Regions from separate parts of the Homo sapiens genome. Here region 2 is linked to region 1. The links are chromatin contacts, found by Hi-C in ENCODE. All regions are on one chromosome and are shown on one strand. Each heading gives the region's core, a stretch centred on a gene start or an enhancer-like site at or near the end of the contact. The rest is flanking DNA. Distances are from core to core; before and after follow the strand shown. Region 1 holds the start of TLX3 (T cell leukemia homeobox 3). Region 2 holds the start of NKX2-5 (NK2 homeobox 5).

Region 1 (3,121 bases), core at 595-3,094:
AAGGGCAGGGCCTATGTGTAACTGACTTGGCCCTGCGGGAACCGGGGTCGCTGGGGTCCGCGGGTGAGCAGGCTGGCTCTGCACCACCCGCACGACGCCCGGGGGCTGGGTCAGTCTCATCCAGTTCGCCCAGGGCCTGTCTTGAACCCCTTTCCAGACGCGATCGCTTCGCCGTTTACGGGTTGAATCAAAACAGAGATCGGATAAAAACGCGGCTGGAATGGAGACGCGGAGATGGGGGGAGAGGAAACCGGCGTCCACGAGGATTGTTGAAAATCCGAGAGGGCGGGCTGGAAGAAGGAGGAGAAGGAGAGTGCGAGAGGCCCGTGTGTGTGCGCGTGTGTGTGTGTGTGTGTGTGCCTGTGTGTTTGGGGCGGGGGTGGGTGAGAGGAAATCAAGTGAACGCAGGAGACCGTACAAAACACGGGGAGAGAGTTGGAGGGGCTCACGAAAGATGGGGATGGGGATGGAGGAGAAACCAAGGCGTGGGAGACCACGATGGAGAGAGAAGCACAGGCCAGCGAGAAGGGTGAAAGGAAGAGGTACAATCTGCGAAGGCGGGGTGGGGGTGTGTTTGGGGGAGGCAGAGGGGGGCGGGGGTAGTGGATAGCCTTAAAATAGGGCTAGTGCGAGGCTGCGGCTCGGGGCGGGACAGGTGAAGGGCAGGTGTAAGGTGGGCCGGGTCAGGCCTCTCTCACCGCCACTTGGTCCTCCGGTTTTGGAACCAGGTCTTGACCTGCGCGTCCGTCATTTTGAGGGACTTGGCGAGCGCCGCCCTCTCGGCAGAGGCCAGGTACTTCTGGCGATGGAAGCGCTTTTCCAGCTCGCAGATCTGCACCCGGGAAAAGGACGTGCGCGGCTTCTTACGCTTGGGCGGCGTCCGGTTCTGGTAGGGGTGGCCGATGCGCCGGGTCACGGTGAAGGGCGTGAGTGCGGCCGCCGCTGCGGAGACACAGGAGGGCCCCTGAAGCCCAGCCCGGCTCCGCCACCGTTCAGGCCCCATGCGGACCCCGTGGCGCCCCGTGGGACACGGAGAGCTCCGCTATTTCGCTGGTCGCGCGCGTTTCCAGAGACACCAAGCCGGTCGGGAGACCCCCTCGCCCCCTGTCCCTTCCCCCGGGCACGGGCTTATTTTCCTGCAACTCTCCGATTACCCTCCCCACCACGGCTGCCCGGGGCCCTGGGGCCGAGGCCTCCGCCGCGCTTGGGCCTCTGAAATGGTTTCCGGGAGTGGAGCGCACAGGGCGCGGCGCCTCTGGCCCCGAGAGGGCGGAGGCCTGGAGCCTGGTCGCCAGCTCTGCTCACCTGTGAAGCGGTCTTTCACGAAGCGGCGGCTGCTCTCCATCCAGGGGAAATTGAGACCGCCAAGGCTGGAGACCGTGGGCACGGAGGGCATGGCGGGTAGCGCGCTTGGCAGAGGCGGTGGCACGGCCCCGGGCAGCGGCCTGTGCGCCGGCACCCGGATCACGCCTGCGGGCGCTAGGCTCAGGTTCACACTGTAAGATCCCGCGTCCTCGAAGGGCGCGCCGAGGCCCGCAAAGGAGGCGGGCAGAGACGGGTATGTGGCGCCCGGACGGCCCCCGGGGGGCCCTCCCAGGTAGCTGGCGCCGTCGGGGCCCCGCGGGGCGGGTGCGCTGTCCTGGTCCGGGCTGTTAAGGATCTGGTCGATGCCGAAGCTGATGGGCTCGTGCGGGTGCGGGGTCTGCGCGCTGGCGGGCGCCTCCATCCTGGGCGGGCGGAAGGGCTGGGCTGGGCTGGGCGGGGAGGCGGCTGGGTCCCCGTTACGGCGCGGCCATGGAGCGCCCGGCGCCTCTCGTCGCACTGAAACTTTGCCAAGAGTGCGCGGGCCCGACAGGCTCTGTGTCATCTTTCTTGAACCGAACCTGGAGTTTCCGCTGCTAATTCCTCTCCTGCCGCAGCCATTGGCTGCGATCAACAAGCCTCTCTCCTCTCATTGGCTCCCGGCTTTCAATAAAGGCCTAATTCATGGAAATAGGAGCTTAGGGACTGTTCCAAGGTGACATCATTTTAACAAACGAACAATAGGTCAAATTTATTAGCAGGGATAATGGGCGGCGGATATTAGAGCCCGAACCACAGCCTCCCAAACCCGAAATCTAACGAAGCTGCAATTAGCAGACGCTCCCCGCTCCTCCGGGCCGGGCCGCTTCCCAGACACCGCGCTGGGTGGGTAGAGCGCTCCGCTTGTGAAATTGTCTTTTGCTGAGTGGGTTTTCGTTTTCTTCCAATTTTTTTTTTTTTTCATCTGAGCAAAAGCCAAACCAAATGCATCCTTTCAGGTACAATGGAGTTGCAACCCCGGGACGACCCGGCGGAATCCGCAGAAGCCCCTTGGACGCTACCGCCGCCGGAGGAACGAAAGGGGCGCACTACCCGGGGCAGGCTTCGCGCTGCCTGCGCGCGGGGCGAGGGGAGCACCGTAGCGTTCTCCGCGCCCCGGATGACGCCGACCCGCGTGGGGAGAATTCGCCCCCGCCCGGGTTTCGGCCGCGGCCTCGCGGCCACTTTGGAGACACTCCCTGGCTCCGGCCAGGCGGACCGAGGCGTGACTCGCAGGTGCCCACGCGTGCCAGCTGCGGCTGGGCTAGGGACGCGGGGTCGCCCGGTGGGGAGCGGGGACCTGACTCTCGTAATTCGTTGCAGGATGGAAGGGGGCTGTGGTCGCGCGTGGGAACCCGCTCGCGGCTCGGCGGGTCTAGGGACTTCGGGTTCCTGAATGTCAAAGGCGCGGGCAGCTCCTAGAGCAAATTGCGGGATTTCTTTGGGAAACGCGACTGGTGAGCCCTTCCCGGCTCCAGTCCACTTTGGGCGCTGGAACCACTCCCCGTTCTGCTCGCGCCTCAGTGACTGTCTACCCGGCCCAGGGCACCGTGGACAGGACCGCACACGAAGTAGTCACCTTCCGCTGCAGCTTTGGGGAGACAAGCGGAATCATTTTCTTCCAGCGAATTCTAAAATCGTTAGGTGCAAACTCTTTGAGTGTCGCACCCCTGGCCTGGGTTCTTCCTCCCGCTCCTTGTGGTGTGGACAGTGGTGAGAGCTCGGATGTGCTGTTGTTGGCCAGAAGTGTGTTCAAATTTGGACTGGCCATTTCCTCGCT
Region 2 (2,830 bases), core at 283-2,782, 1.9 Mb before region 1:
TGGCCCTGCGCCGCCTTTATTCTACTCCAAGCGCCTCTTGCCAACCCGCACTCCGCAAAGAGCCAAGCCCTCCACATCCCCATTCTCAGCAAGTCCACGCGTCCCGCCCAGCTTCCCGCCCGCGGTTCCCTGTACCAGCTAGGGCCGTGAGAAGCCAACGCTTTTCCACTGACAAATCCTGTCATCCCCAGCTCTAGAAGGCGTCCTTAACCTGGGCCCGCTCTGCCTGCCCGGACTCCTGAATTGTAAGCAAAATAAAACTCCTCTCTGCAGTGTTCTGGGGAATGGAGAAGACCCCAAGCTTTCATCAGACCTCCCAAGGAGTGCGGGGACCCAGAGAAATGAGGCCACCCGGGCAGGATCTGGCCATGTAGCTGGCGCTCCTGAAACTCTGGCAGATTTGTCTGACTTCTGTGCCCTACTCTACTGACCCTGGGCTAAAAATGATCATGATCACCCCACTTGCCCTGCCCTTCCCCCACGCGCCTGACCGAGCCGCAGGGGTGCCCCACTGGAAGTCCGGCCCAGAGGCCTCAGAGAAATCCTGGCCTAGCTGGGCTCAGAGGAGCCCCGCCTCCCTGAGAGCTAAACCTGGGCTAGGACCCTGAAACCTCGAGGTTGGCAGAAGCCTGAGGGCCTTGCTGCCAGGCAGGGAGGGCACGGGAAGGAGGGAGGTGGGATCGATGGCCTCCAAACAGGGGAAACAAGGTGGCTGGTAGCTGGGGCACTCCACAAGACAGGTGTCTCCTGGGAAGCTGAGCTTACCAGCTGGGATTCCTGATTTATTTCATTATTAAGGGGAGAGGCATTTCCCTGGGAGGGTACTGGCAGTGACTGATGCCCCCTGGAGTTGTGCTGTGCATAACACTACTGTAGGAGGCAGCAACTCCTACCCCACCTGGCCATCACTCACCTTGCCCTTACTTTCGTTGACTCGCCCAGAAGCACCCAGAGCCTGCGGCATGACTGACCCTGTAGGCCAAGCCAAACCAAACCCCCGAATTGTCCAGAATCTCGCCCTGCTGCTATCCCCAAAGCCAGCCCTGTCCTCCAGGCTTCTCTTCCTATTCAGACTCTCCCTCATCCCACCACCTTCAGTAATAAAGCCTTCCTCAAATCACTCTCCTCCCCACCGCTTCCCACCCCATCCTTCTCTCTCCCATGCTGGTTTGGGTGCTGAGGAATATTTCTTCAAACCCACACCCATCCAGCCCTGCCCAGAGGCCTGACTCTGCATGCCTCTGGTAGGCTTTTCAGGCTCACATTAGGGAGCAAACGCAGGCTGCAGGAGCAAAAGGAGACCCTTCCAAATGCGTCGTGGCCCCTTTAAAAAAGCTGGGCAGGGCTTTTTTTTTTTTTTTTTTTTTTTTTTTTTTTTTTTTTTTTTGCCGTATGACTATATTAGGTGACACGAAACTGCTCATCGCTCCTGTCATCGAGGCCCCTGGCCCAATGGCAGGCTGAGTCCCCCTCCTCTGGCCTGGTCCCGCCTCTCCTGCCCCTTGTGCTCAGCGCTACCTGCTGCCCGGACACATCCAGAGCTGGCCGACGGGTGCGCGGGCGGGCGGCGGCACCATGCAGGGAAGCTGCCAGGGGCCGTGGGCAGCGCCGCTTTCTGCCGCCCACCTGGCGCTGTGAGACTGGCGCTGCCACCATGTTCCCCAGCCCTGCTCTCACGCCCACGCCCTTCTCAGTCAAAGACATCCTAAACCTGGAACAGCAGCAGCGCAGCCTGGCTGCCGCCGGAGAGCTCTCTGCCCGCCTGGAGGCGACCCTGGCGCCCTCCTCCTGCATGCTGGCCGCCTTCAAGCCAGAGGCCTACGCTGGGCCCGAGGCGGCTGCGCCGGGCCTCCCAGAGCTGCGCGCAGAGCTGGGCCGCGCGCCTTCACCGGCCAAGTGTGCGTCTGCCTTTCCCGCCGCCCCCGCCTTCTATCCACGTGCCTACAGCGACCCCGACCCAGCCAAGGACCCTAGAGCCGAAAAGAAAGGTGAGGAGGAAACACAGGCCCCCTTCTCCCCTCCTGGGTCGCTTTCGTCCCCAAGAAACTCAGGGCCAGGAGGAGGAGACACGCGCCCTTGGGCCGAGGGCTGGGCTGCGGCGGGGGGTTCAGAATGTAAGATGCCTGGTGTTGTCGCCAGGCTCCCGCGCCCCGCGTCCAATCGGAGGTTCAGAGGAAATGCCGGATTGAAAGGATCAGAAGCAAGAGACCAAAAAACGTTTCCCCCCGGCCTAACAAAGCCCCGGGCGGCTTCGGCTCTGCTCCTGGGTCTGGTAGGAAGTTGAGAAATCGGTTTATGGTAGACAGAACAGAGAGACAAGCAGATAATCTCTGTTTTTAAATCTCCTTTGGATTTACGAATCTTTTTAAAGATCTGATGAGAACCGCTAAACAGAAATTGAAATGTTGCTCACCAGACAGCTTTTGCGTACAATCGGAGGAGGGTCCTGGACCTTCTTTCTGCAGCCCACCCACGACCCGGGTTTCTGGTGCCTTTCTTTCTTTGCGCCAGGAAAGTGGAGTCTGGGATCGAGGGCCTTGATTTTAAAATGGGATACTGCGGACCCTCAGGAATCTGACTTCACTTTATTTTTTCAGCACAACTTGCCGGCGCGGCCAGGGCGGAGAGGTTCCCTCGTGGAAAAGTTAGGAAATGCTGCGCTACCGCGGGCACAAGGGAGTGGACGAGATGAGTGCGGGATCATCCCGCAGGCCATCCCAGGATCGGGGAGGGAGGCCGGCCCCGCTGCAGAAAGGGGCCTTCTGGGAGACCCCCCAGCCCAAGGCAGGAGCCCGGGCGATTCCCGGGAGGCCGCAGGCGCTGGGCGAAG

The links. A loop is a pair of places that touch in the nucleus more often than their neighbours do. Pooled maps may share reads with other maps.
Region 2: a map of naive thymus-derived CD4-positive, alpha-beta T cell shows a loop between it and region 1 (17-fold over the local background). The contact joins the promoter of NKX2-5 here to the promoter of TLX3 in region 1. A Hi-C loop is called at or near these places in 1 of 168 maps with a recorded cell type or tissue (naive thymus-derived CD4-positive, alpha-beta T cell), 20 of 37 single-sample maps with no recorded cell type and 12 of 50 pooled maps.

The regions. Positions count from the first base shown.
Region 1 is chr5:171,307,971-171,311,091 of GRCh38, reverse strand. It overlaps TLX3 (T cell leukemia homeobox 3), which reads right to left and starts at 1,844. Exons shown (of 3, transcript NM_021025.4): 1 at 1,306-1,844; 2 at 699-942. The coding sequence starts at 1,726. RefSeq lists enhancers at 1-581, 582-1,466, 1,467-2,352, 2,353-3,121.
Region 2 is chr5:173,233,908-173,236,737 of GRCh38, reverse strand. NKX2-5 (NK2 homeobox 5) reads left to right here and starts at 1,532. Exons shown (of 2, transcript NM_004387.4): 1 at 1,532-1,988. The coding sequence starts at 1,655.